2 separate regions of the Mus musculus genome follow, and region 2 is linked to region 1. The links are chromatin loops, found by intact Hi-C in ENCODE. Cell type or tissue: heart. All regions are shown on one strand. Links, peaks and the distances in the headings refer to the core of each region. The heading gives the core; the rest is flanking DNA.

The links. Hi-C counts contacts between places; a loop is a spot of excess contacts. Peaks named below come from ENCODE experiments on the same cell type or tissue, not always from the same donor. Only the 100,000 strongest peaks of a DNase experiment are listed, where the experiment ranks them.
Region 2: it touches region 1 in a loop (4-fold over the local background); 8 of 42 quality-filtered maps call a loop at or near these places.

The regions. Positions count from the first base shown.
Region 1 is chr12:26,274,329-26,280,399 of GRCm38, forward strand. No RefSeq gene overlaps it. Among named protein-coding and RNA genes, the nearest start is that of Gm29968, 25 kb to the left of the region's middle. In heart, for the core only: a CTCF peak has its summit at 3,147 (motif pointing left); no DNase peak of the experiment used is centred there; H3K27ac peaks cover 254 bases.
Region 2 is chr12:25,024,519-25,030,589 of GRCm38, forward strand. The region is part of intron 22 of Kidins220 (kinase D-interacting substrate 220); the gene reads left to right. Among named protein-coding and RNA genes, the nearest start is that of Gm36236, 52 kb to the left of the region's middle. In heart, for the core only: CTCF peaks have their summits at 863 (motif pointing left) and 3,005 (motif pointing right); no DNase peak of the experiment used is centred there; H3K27ac peaks cover 408 bases.

The DNA of each region.
Region 1 (6,071 bases), core at 524-5,523:
CATCTATAACATGAACCGAGGTGCCTCAGATGATGGGTCAGCCATTTTGCTTCTGACTATATGGCTGCAGCCATGCATCTCTGTGCATCTGAAGTAGAACCAAAATATATGCTTCTCTCTCTCTCTCTCTCTCTCTCTCTCTCTCTCTCTCTCTCTCTCTCTCTCTCTCTCTCTCTCTCTCTCTCTCTCTCTCTCTCTCCCCACATCAACCTCATTGAGTGAGAGTTGGAAGTTCAATCCTCCAGCATGGAAGTTAACACCTAGAGGAACACATGATTAACCTGAGGTCGCTTGTTAACACAAGTCTAGGTCAATTAGCTAAGCGTAATCTGTGGAATTCCCGGAGTTTGTGTGATTCAACAATATTGCCTCCACCTCCTACGAAACCAATTCTTCCCATTGGGAATGCCTCCACACCTAGCTCTTAAAATGCTGTATTAGTTCTTAGATAACTGAATTGTGATTATACTTTCTCCCCTCCAGTTCCTCCACAATCCACCTGCCTTCCTTGCCCACTCAACTTTGTATAGATATTTTTCCTTCCAATTTGTTCTGCAAATATACTTCAGTAGAGCGGCCTTCCAGGAGGGTGTGAGACCTAGCAGGGACCATGCCCTTAAAGAGAACTGACTCTCCTAGCAGATTTCTGCTGAGATAGCTCCTCAGCCATGTGTAGGACTTCATGCTCCTCTATTATTAACAAGCACCATCTTAACATAGAGCCAGCATCAAGTAGGCTTCAGTACACATATCCATTCTCTCTCTCTCTCTCTCTCTCTCCCTCTCTCTCTCTCTCTCTCTCAGCCCCCACATGAACCCCCGACTCATGGCAGGATTTGACTGGCTTAAACTAATACTGTTTTTGTGCTTGGTGTCTAGCCATCATGTCATCATATGTGCAATTTTCCTGCTGTGTCCAGAACCCATTTTTTCAGTGAACAAGTACTATAATTTCTCATCCCTTGACAAAAATGGTCTTTCTCTTTACATATACTGCATCCTTAGGAATTGTGGCATAGGTGTTAAATCTACTTGTATTAGTTACATTGCTGGGACAAAATTTTTTTAAAAAGACTACTTAGGAATGAAGGGTTTAGTTTGCCTTGCTATCCCACAAGGGAGGACATGACAGCAGAAACTTGAGGTAGCTAGTCACATTGGAGCCAGTCAGGAAGTAGGGAGACAGAAATACTGATGTTCTGCCCACTTTGTCCTTTTGAATTTGCTCTAGCACTCCAGCCTGTGGATTCAGGCTGTAGAAACTCGAGTTAGAAACTCCCTCCTAGACATGCCCAAAGGTTTGTCTCCATGGTAGGTCTAAATCTGGAGTTGACAAGATTAGCTATCAGTCTATTCTATCCACTAGTATTTGTGATCCTGACCCCAACACATAATTAGCCTTATCAGGGACTAGACACACACACACACACACACACACACACACACACACACACACACACACCTGACAGTGAAATGATCACATTGCTTCCCTCAGTCTCTGTTCTGGTTTCCTATTGCTGTGAGAAACACTCTGACCAAAAGCAACGTGAGGAAGCCAGGGTTTGTTTCATCTCACAACTCCAGACCGTAGTCCATTAGTGAGCCACGACCAGGAGGGAGCTTGGGACAGATCTGCCTGCAGTACCTCTAACCAAGGAACTCACTGCACAGCCAAGGAGGTACAGCTGAACTAGAGAGAATGCTGCTGGTTAGCTCGCACAGAAGCTAGCCTATACTCAGCTTTCCTATCAGTTTTAGGACCTCCTACTTGGAATGGTACTGCCCACAGCTGACTGGAACCTCCTATGTCCACTCACAGTAAGACAACCCCACAGACATGTCCACACACCAATCTGATTAAGGTCATTCTTTTATTGAAGCTTTTATTGTAGACTGTCTCAAGTTGACAATTAAAGCTAACCAGGATAACCTCTCCTAACTTATGTGTGTTTCTTTCTCTCTTTATGGTGTATATATAATTACTTAAGTTCTATGGTCATGTGTTCATCTGAGTGTGCTCTTTACTGGCGTATGCAACCTTTCTATTCACCTCAAACTCTGACTCTTTGTTTATATATTTCATGATGTGCCAACTTTCCATTGAACACACACACACACACACACACACACACACACACACACACACACACACACACACACACACCTGCCAAACCCAAGGACCATTTCAGAGTAAGGTAGGAGAGGTGACATATATAACTGTCACAGGGGTATGGCCAGACACGTGGGTCATGCTTCAAAGTCCAGCAGTACATAGGAGACAAGCAGACCTCCAAGAATTCACTAGACAGCCAGCTTAGCCTGCTTAGAGAGCTCTAGGCCAGGGAGAGTTCCTATCAATAAAGGGGGAGGGAACAGCAGCTCTTGGGACATAAGCCTGAACCTTACCTCTGGCATCTGCTTGCATGGGTACACACCTGAACCTGTATACACACACACACACACACACACACACACACACACACTCATGTTTCAGTGCTGTAAATAGAGACCTGGGAGGAGCCTTAGATACTGTTGCTATGGATGCCAAGAGCCAATCTATAGGTGACTGAGCTTTGCAAGCTACGGGGCACAAGGCAAAAAATAGCTTTTCCTCTTGGCCACATTGCCCACACCTGGACTCAGCTGGATCTCTGGGAGATGTAGCCCTAACGGGAGCTTCTCGCTAATGTGAGCCTCAGGAGAACTGAGGCAGGGGTTCTGGGCAAGAGCTCACCAATAGCAAAGTCCCCTTGTGCTCCCCTGAGGTCAGTAGCCAGGGAGACAAGAGGGCATTTGCTCTCATGTTGGTCACATCATCCTGAGTGGGAACCTCCCGGCCTGGTGGGAAGGGACAGAATCGTGCTGCCGTAGGGGAGGGGTCATTAGCAGCTATGGGTTGCCGGGATGGTTACCTTTTCCAAAAGGCCTGAAGTGGAATGGGGGTTGGGGTCTGGCGAAGCTGGGGTTCAGTGTGTAAGGACTTGCTGGTAATTTACAGTCTTTCAGGAGCCTTGCATTCTTCTCAGAATTTTTTCTGCCAAGTTTTTGTTTCATATTGGGCCTTTTCTCTTTTTGGGTAAAAATATCTCATGGCTGGCCCAGGCCCTGGAAACCACAGGGTTTCCTACAGCAACAGTGCCACCTGCTGTTGAGAACAAAGCTGGTGATTTCTCCAAGGAAATTCTCTATGGGGTCCAGGAGGAGTTCAGGTTTCCTGTGTTGGTAAGGGGAAATGGATTCATTCAGCAGGGAATAAATACTGCTGTGCTGAACAAGCAAAGCCAAACGGAGGGAGGTCAGGGGTAGGCAGAAGAGGGGACTCATGGGAAGTGTTTTCAGGATTGAAAAGAAAAGTGCTCTAAGGAGTCCTGTGACCCAAAGGAGCCAGCCTTAGATTTGATCTTCCAAAAAAAGTTAAACAGAGGCAATCCTTCCTAGTGAGAGCCAGGAGAAGTAGGGGCTGGTGAACCCCAGCTGTGTGTCCACCCTTGGAAGCCAACAGCAAGCTGTTTAAGAGAGTGCTGCTCCTTAGAGAAGGCACCCCCACAGTCACCAATTCCCAGGTAGGGACTTCTGAGCCCTGCTTGTCTATCTGTCATACGGGGAGAGTGAGCTTCTACCCTCTTTCCTTCTGTATTCATGGAGGTTTCAGGCCACCATTGGACTTCCATTGCCATAGTCCCCTGATTTCCTTAAAACACTATGAACCATAACATCCATAGGCATTCAGCTTCGATGACTATGTTCAGTTTGCTTTCTGCTTGGGGGAAGAATTCTATCATTCTTTTACTTCACCTTAATTTTTAATGAAGGCAGGATTTGAAAATTATGATCTAGGGAGCCTTCCCCTTAAGGTTTTTAAAATAGGAGGACCAGTAAGATGCCCCCCTGTCCAGGTGGTTATGGAAACACCTTCAAAATGATCATTTCTGCATTTCAGCTTTCTCTTTTGTTGCCAGCTTGACAAGATCTGGACTCTTCTTTGGGACAAGCATCCAGGCATACATACCTGTGAGGAATTACTTAGCCTTTTGACATACTTGGGGGTGACTGGGTTAGTAAGGGTGGCAGGAGTCACACTTAAGGTCTTAAGACTGTATAAAAGGAGAAGGGTGAGCTGAATGCAGGCATTCATTGCTCCTTGCTTCCAGGCTAGATATATCCAGTTGCCTTAAGCACACACTACATTGACTTCTCTGACATGCTGGAATATACTTTTGAACATCAAGTCGAAATAAACCTCTGCCCACTTGAGTTTCTCTTGTCAGAGTATTTTATCACAGAAACATCATAAGAAATGAAGCCCAGCTTTTATTTAGAACCTGGTCCATTCAGTACGTGCCACTAATCTCTAACGATGCACGTTTTAGGGCAGAAATGATCTGGAGTCTATGGGTGCTAACAGCCATCACTGTGTGTATATATACTAAGAATTCAGAGTAGAATTAAAGTATTAGCTATGTTTTGTTGCTATGAGAGAGAGAAAAAGCATGACCCAAGACAGTTTACAGGGAGTTTATAATTATGGGGAGTCATGGCAGCAGGAAGAGGAAACTGAGAGATCCCATGTCAATCATACACACACAGGAAGTAGTGAGAACAAACTAGAAGTGACGTGAGACTATGGGTAGTCAGGGTTGTATCCAAATGGCATGCTTCTTCCAGCAAGACCACACCTCTCCAAGGTTCCAGAAACTTCCCAAACCGCACTGCCAATTAAAGACGAAGTGTTCAGCCACAGGAGCCAATGGGGGTCACTTTCTCATTCCAACAACCAGCCCAAGAATGCTGAGTACATCTCAGTTAAAGTTTTTATTGCTCTGAAGAGATACCATGACCATGGCAACTTCTATAAAAATAAAGCATTTAAATAAGGCTGGCTTACAAATTCAGAGGTTATCCCATTATTATCACAACTGGAAGCATGGTGCTGGAGAAGGAGCTGGTGGTTCTCCATCTGAATCTGCAGGCAGCAGGGAGAGAGAGGGAGCCACTGGGCCTGGATTGAGCTTCTGAAAGCCCACCACCCTGAGCAGAGTGACACACTTCCTCCAATCAGGCCATGCCTACTTCAACAAGGCTACATGTATGTCCTAATCCTTCCGAATAGTGTCACTCCCTACGAACCTAGGAAGGGCATTTTCATTCAAACTACCACAGATACTTCATTCATATAATTCTCTCCCACCCCCAAGAAAAACATCCTACAAGGGAGACTAATTTCCAAGTTGGAAATACATCCCCATTTATTTATGAAGGGATGTCGGAGATGTAAATGAACCCCATAAGCAGTTTGCAGTGCTGGGCAAACATCCATCTGCAGGAGCCAGTCACCCATGGAAGCCGACCTTTCTGCTGCAACATCCAACTCTCCTCATTTTCTGTTAGCTGCCACAGCTTTGCCATGCTGCTTCCGGCTACCATGAAACCCAAGGCTGACCACTCACCAAGAGGCAGCAACTGCAAAGAGCTAAAGAAGGACTGCTCCCAAATGAAAAAGAATGATGGGTTTTCTTCCTTAGGTCTGCTCTTCCTCCACTGTCAGAGTCCCACCAGCTCACGGTTGGAATCTGGAATGTTCCCACAGGCTGGTGGTACTGCTCCACTTTGAAGCCTGTGGATACCGAAGCAGTGGGAGCCTGGATGGTGAAAGGAGGTCACTGAGGGCTGGGCTAGAGTGTGGGGTTACACACCCTGGTTCCAGCCTGTGCTCTCTGGCCCCTCTGCCATGAGGACGCACTGCCTCACACGCCTGTCAATAGGGCACTTTGCTTGCCAACGCTGTGCTTTCAGAGTTAGGCTGAAATCCCTCTGAAACTATGAGTTGAAGTGACCCCTTTCCCCCCCTCCCCCGTTGTTTCTATGGGAAATTCTGTCACAGTAGTGAGGAAAGAGCTATTAGAGTAGCATGGCTCTAACCTTTACTTCACACAATCAAACATGGCAGCACCTTTGCTCATCATGTAAACCTTTGAATATTCACAACGAACCCCACTTTCCAGATGTAGAAACAATTGAGGACGACTCTGGGCATCAATAATTAGCAGGAACCCAGATGGTCCTCACCATGT
Region 2 (6,071 bases), core at 402-5,401, 1.2 Mb before region 1:
ATTTTTGATGCACTTGGAAAACATACCTACTATCATTGTTTGTAGAAAAGAAAAACGGAGAGAAATTAGCTAGGCAGGTTGGGTCAGTCTTGAATTATCTGTTATTGTGTTCTGCCTCTTATTTGTTCTGTTATTGCTACTGGATTTGTAGCCAATTAAAGGGTGTGAGAGAAATTACTGGAGAAAAAAAAACCAAGGTAAAATTTGTTGTTATTTAGGAAATTGTTCCTTGTTGTTGTTTTGTTTTGTTCTGAGATAGGGTCTCATTGGCTGGCCTGGAACTCACTGTGTAGACCAGACTGGCCTGGAACTCACAGAGAACTGACTGCTGGGAAATAGTTCATGAGAGCCCATTATGGACAGACACAAGTGTAAATAGTAGTATTTACTGTAGAATACTCATGTGCAAGGCTGGCAGAGATCCCTGTCCCAGGGATTCTACGCACAAGCAACGTATAAACTATGTGATTAGCAACAAGCCCTGTGGAAAGGATGAAGAGAGGAACATTAGGGAGATAAGGAGTAGTGCTGCCTGTGCAGGACAGTCCTCACTGAGAAGAGAACTAAGCAGGGACTCCTAAGTGGAGACAGATAGCCAAGTAGAACCCTAGGAGGTGAGAGGGCCTCTGTGCTGCTGAAGACGGCTAGCAGTCATGGAGGTGGTAGAACATAAATGCTTTTGAAGTAATATTGACTTTGAATTATGGATAATCAAAACCTGGACTTCGGGTGCTGGAGAGAGCTGGGCAGGAGCACCTGCTGCTTTCCCAGAGGACCTAGAATATTCGCTTCCCTTTGGAGACTCACACCCATCTGTAGCTCCAGCGCCAGGAGATCCAGCGCCCTCTTCTGGCCTTTCCAGGGACCAGGCATACACAGTATACAGACAGATATGCGAGCAATATTTGGAGATACCCGTCCACATAAAAACAAGTAAATAAGTAAATAAATAAAAATTTAAGAAGCCACAGACTTTGAGTAACACAGTGGGCATTAAGGCTAGGGAAAAGAATTGTTCCAAATGATCTGTGGGAGTCCGCTTTGTGTGGGAGCTGAGGCATCACCAGCATGGCCTGCTTTCTCACCTTGATCTTAGACCTTTCCACCTGCTCTTTTCCTGGCCCGTCTTCCCGTCTCCTGCCTCATTTTTCTGGTCATTTTTTAGTTTTTGTTTCCTCCTTAAGATGGTAAACGCCATAGATTATAACTTCCTTCTGTTTCCACACCCATTGAAGGGACAGAGTGAGATTTTTGAAGTGAGGAAGTCTGATGGTGCGTTTGTGTGGCTCCCTCAAGGTGGCAGGTGTGAAGCCCTGCTTTATCTTGAGTGGGGTCCTCCAGACGCTTCATTGGCTCTGGATGCAGGGGAAATGTTTCTTTCATTGTTCTGATGTGAATCCCTCTACCCTACTGTAAAGCTTAGTATAGGGCTGAAGCCCTACACTAACTGGGGACTACCTACTTCACCTAGAGTTTGCTGGCTCCTTCCTTTCGGCAGCTCGCACTAAAATCACAGCAGCATTTCTTTAGCCCGTAACCAAGTTTATGTTTCTAGGTTCTTATGTTTATAAACCTTTGGTGAAGCAGTGGGTTGTAGTCCTTTTTTGCAGGTCTTTCCCAATACAGTCTGTTCTTACAGATGATATTCTGTGTCCTACTAGAGTCAATGTATCAAGGTATGATGGCACATGCTTGTAATCTCAGCACTCAGGAGGTAGAGGCAGGAGGATTGCTCTGAGTTTAAGGCCAACCTGAACTACATATCAAAACCATGTGGCAGAACACCAAAAGTTAATCAATAAAGTAAATGAAGGCCATGTGTAGTTAGATGGCTCCATTTTGTTCTGCTAGTCAGTTTGATTGTTAGGTATTTACAGTTGCTACAGTTAGACCTGTGCTGGGTGCACGCTAAGGACTGCACTACCTACCACGGTGCCTGAGCTGCTCTTGAAGGTGGCAGCCAGTGGACTGGGTGTTGTGCCGAGCATCCCATGCCGTGCTCTGCATAACCAAGGGAAGCGGAGAGCAGGAGTTACGATCTCTGAGCTGCACTGGAGTTTCTCCCACACAGTCTTCTGTAGTCGCAGAAGATAGCTGTGGGTCTGTGATAGGAAGACACAGTTTTCAGTGATATGCATATGAATATTTAGAATATGTTATCAGTAGGAAATTTTCCAGGTACAAACTTTCTAAAACATAAATTTATTATAGCTATTAAAAATGCAGGCTTTTAAAAAAAAAATGCAGGCTTTTGCAAACTACAGAAAACTCTACATACATATTCAGTTCTAATTGTGTCTGAGGTGGAAAATGTCTGAAGGTTGTTGGTGTTCCTTGGCATTTTGCTTAAGCTTTTACACCTTTATGTTCAGTGAGTGTCTGGTTTTTTTCTAAGTAGGTTTTCCTCTAGCTTTTCTTTTGCTGATCTGGAGAGAGAGACACACACAGACAGAGAGGCGGAACTGACTAAGGACCAGACGTCTAAGGCGCATTGTGTGCACTATACTGCTGAGCGGTTCCTCCAGATACTGTTTTGCTTTTGATAGGATAAAATTGATTTAAAAAGTAGTTTATCAGTATTTACATTCATGGTATCATTGTCAACATTTTATGCTGATAAAAACTAGGAAATAATGGTAAATGCTCCAGAGTCTTGTGTAAATACCATCAACATGAAAACGAAGTATATTATCAAGACTATTGAGTACAGACAGGAAAGTCAGTTTCTCGAAGTATGCTTTAATGTGTAGACGTACATTTAATACACAGAAAATGTATTTTTATCAGGTTGACTATTTTACAACATGGGAAAATGACGTCATGTATTTTTAAACAATTTCAACTATTGAAGGACCCATATTTCCTAGAAGTCTTAGGATATCCCTTTACAGATCAAACAAACTTAACATTTTTGTACAAGAAAAAACAAAACCAGTGTACTGTAACAGTGTGGGCTTATTTTGAATCTGAGGCGAGGTACTAATGCTGCAGTATTCAGCAAGTCCACAAGATGGGGCTGTCTCACTGGAAATTTTACTAGCATGACTGGCCATGAGCCCAGTGAAGTACTTTTTGCTTTCCCATTTCTATAGCAGGAACATGGGGGCTGGGGGAGTGACAGTGTAATGGAAGGTTGAATTTCTATTCATTTCATGTTTCATTCATTCATTCATTCATTCATTTGTGTGTGGGAGTGCCACGTGGAGACTAGGAGTTAACCTTGGATGTCATTTCTCAGACATTGTCTTCCTTGGTGGTTTTGAGAGCTGTCCTTTTTTGGTTAACTAGAAGATAAGGTTTCTCAGTAGCATGTAACTTACCAGAAGGCTCGGCCGGCCGGCCAGTGAGCTCCAAGGAGCTGCACGCGTTTGCCTTGCCAGTGCTGAGATTACAGGTATGTGCCAGCATTCACCGTGTGCATATGTATTCATGAGTAAGCAGTCTTCCCGTCATAGGGACCTTTATCATCAGGGAAAATCGAAACCGTAGTCATGTAAGTGCACACAATCATAGGACGTAGTATTTTCAGCTTTGTAGTTCCTTTGTCTTGCAGATTTTTTGCATGTATGTGTGTTTGCATCCACACAGAGTATCTGGGTAGAGGGGTGTTGTAAGTGATCTACTACTGATCTTCCAGCTCGCTCCTATTCGTTTTTTTGAAGAAAAAAAAAAAAAAACCTCATAGATAACAAGAAGAAAGAATTTTTTTGTCTGCTTACATATTTTGGCTTTAAAAATATTAAATGAACCAAATTTGGTGGACAACACTTTTAATCCCTGCACTGGGGAGGCAGAGGCAGATTTATCTCTGAGATGGAGGACAGCCTGGTCTACTGAGCTCCAAGGCAGCCAGGGTTGCATAGGGAGAACACCTCTCCCCCCCAAAAAACAATAAGTAAGTAAGTAAATAAATAAAATGGTAAACATTTGTCTTAGTTAGGGTTTTACTGCTGTGAACCAACACCATGACCAAGGCAACTCTTATAAGGACAACATTTAATTGGGGCTGGCCTACAGGTTCAGAGGTTCAGTCCATTATCATCAAAGTGGGAACATGACAGCACCCAGGTACGCATGGTGCAGGAGGAGCTGAGAGTTCTACGTCTTCATCTGAAGGCTGCTAGTGGAATACTGGCTTCCAGGCACCTAGGGTGAGAGTCTTAAGCCCACACCCACAGTGACACACCTACTCCAACAAGGCCATACCTTCTAATAGTGCCACTTCCTGCCCAAAGCTTATACAAACCATCACAACATTGCTGATGTAATTAAAGATTAAATCTTTACGATAACATGCAAAGGTTTTGCTTTAAGCTGTAACACTATAGACTAGCTTTGAATTCAGAGTTCCCATTTGCTGTACCTAACATCTCTTATCAGTTGGCAGGAACCTATGATATTGTCATAGTCAGTGCTACCTCAAAAACCTAGATCTTTTGTCTCATTTACTTTCATCTGAGCATTTTAAAATACAGATTCCTGATGCCAGAAATCAGGCTGAGATCTTTGGTGGTCGACACTGTGCTCAACTTTGGTCTCTCTCCCTCTTTTTTTTTTTTTTCTCCGAGACAGGGTTTCTCTGTATACTCCTGGCTGTCCTGGAACTCGCTATGTAGACCAGTCTGGCCTCGAACTCATAAATCCGCCTGCCTCTGCCTCCCAAGTGCTGGGATTAAAGGCATGCGCTACCACTGCCCGGCAACTTTGGTCTCTTATGAACTATTTTGCTTCTCATCTTTTTACTGAAAGCATCTTATTATCCTAGATTAAAATTATGTTTGGTCATCTCTGTTGCCATCAGAGTTAGGGTTACTCTGCTCACTCCCATGCACCTAGGCACTGTGCTATAATGCAGTGACATCCGTACTGTGAAACATTTGCCAAGTGAATCCTATGCAGAATCCCTAAATAAAATAGATCATAAAACTAATTTATTCAAATTAAATATTTAAAGCAAGTTAATTAGAAAACTGGGCTGTTTTGAAGAATTTATGAAAGTGAAAGTTATGTGTGGGGGTTTTGTCTTTTATTGTCTATTGTAATGCTAAGTGCTGCCCAAAGACCTGGAGTCTGCACTTAGCCTCTGGGACCTGCTCCCAAGTTAATTTTGATTGATGAATAAAGATGCCGACAGCCAATAGGTGGCCAGGAGAGAGGACTGGGATTGAGGTTTTGCAGACTTGGGTGGAGAGGATGAGTAGGAGGGCCAAGGAGAGCAACCATGGACTAAGGACCAAGACGACGTGGCCTAGAGGGCTGCCCAGTTGGGTTAAGCCAAGATGGGACATAGAAAATACTAAGTGATAACCTGGAGTTACTAATAGGAAAGAAGATTCTAACAGCAAGGAGCGTAGACAGCTGCCCAGCTACTGTGCTGCCTAAGGCATATATAAAATATAAAGGCTGTATGTGTGTTTCATCCAGGAACATAATTTTTAATATTTTTTACTACAGTTATGTATTAAGATTGGAGTCTCCAGCTTATTTAAGCATCTCTAGTTAGTTTTATTATATACCAAGAAAATTTGTCATTATAAATAGATGCTAATGTTGCAAGTTTTTAAACTTCCTTTTTGATGATGATATAGTGTTTAATTAATCTTATCTAGAAACTTCCAGGATTGATTGGGAATCTTTTTACTTAGAGAGTCACCAAGCTCGGTCCTGCTTCTCTAACATGATTCTGTCACTCGGGCACAAAACAGTTTATACTCTGATTGATACACTCATGCTTGGACACACAGGCTGTGGTAGGAGTGTGCTTTCTTGTGTAACCTTATGAACAAGAAATGGCTTATATTGTCCCAGGGTCTGAAACTGTTTACTGCTCTAAAGATGGTTAAAGAGACCCAGAAGGACAAAGCTGATAAACGAGGCAGACTAAAGTCTCATGCACTAGCCAACTTTATTCAGATCATCAGACAATTTATACTTGTCCAATCACAAGAGCAAGCTGCACGTGGCAAAAATATGTTTTTCCCTAGTGCTGTATAGACAAAGAACAATAGCTAGTTATAACGAATTACCTGAAGTAAACTTACTCTTATCTGCTACACTTGGGAGGAACATGA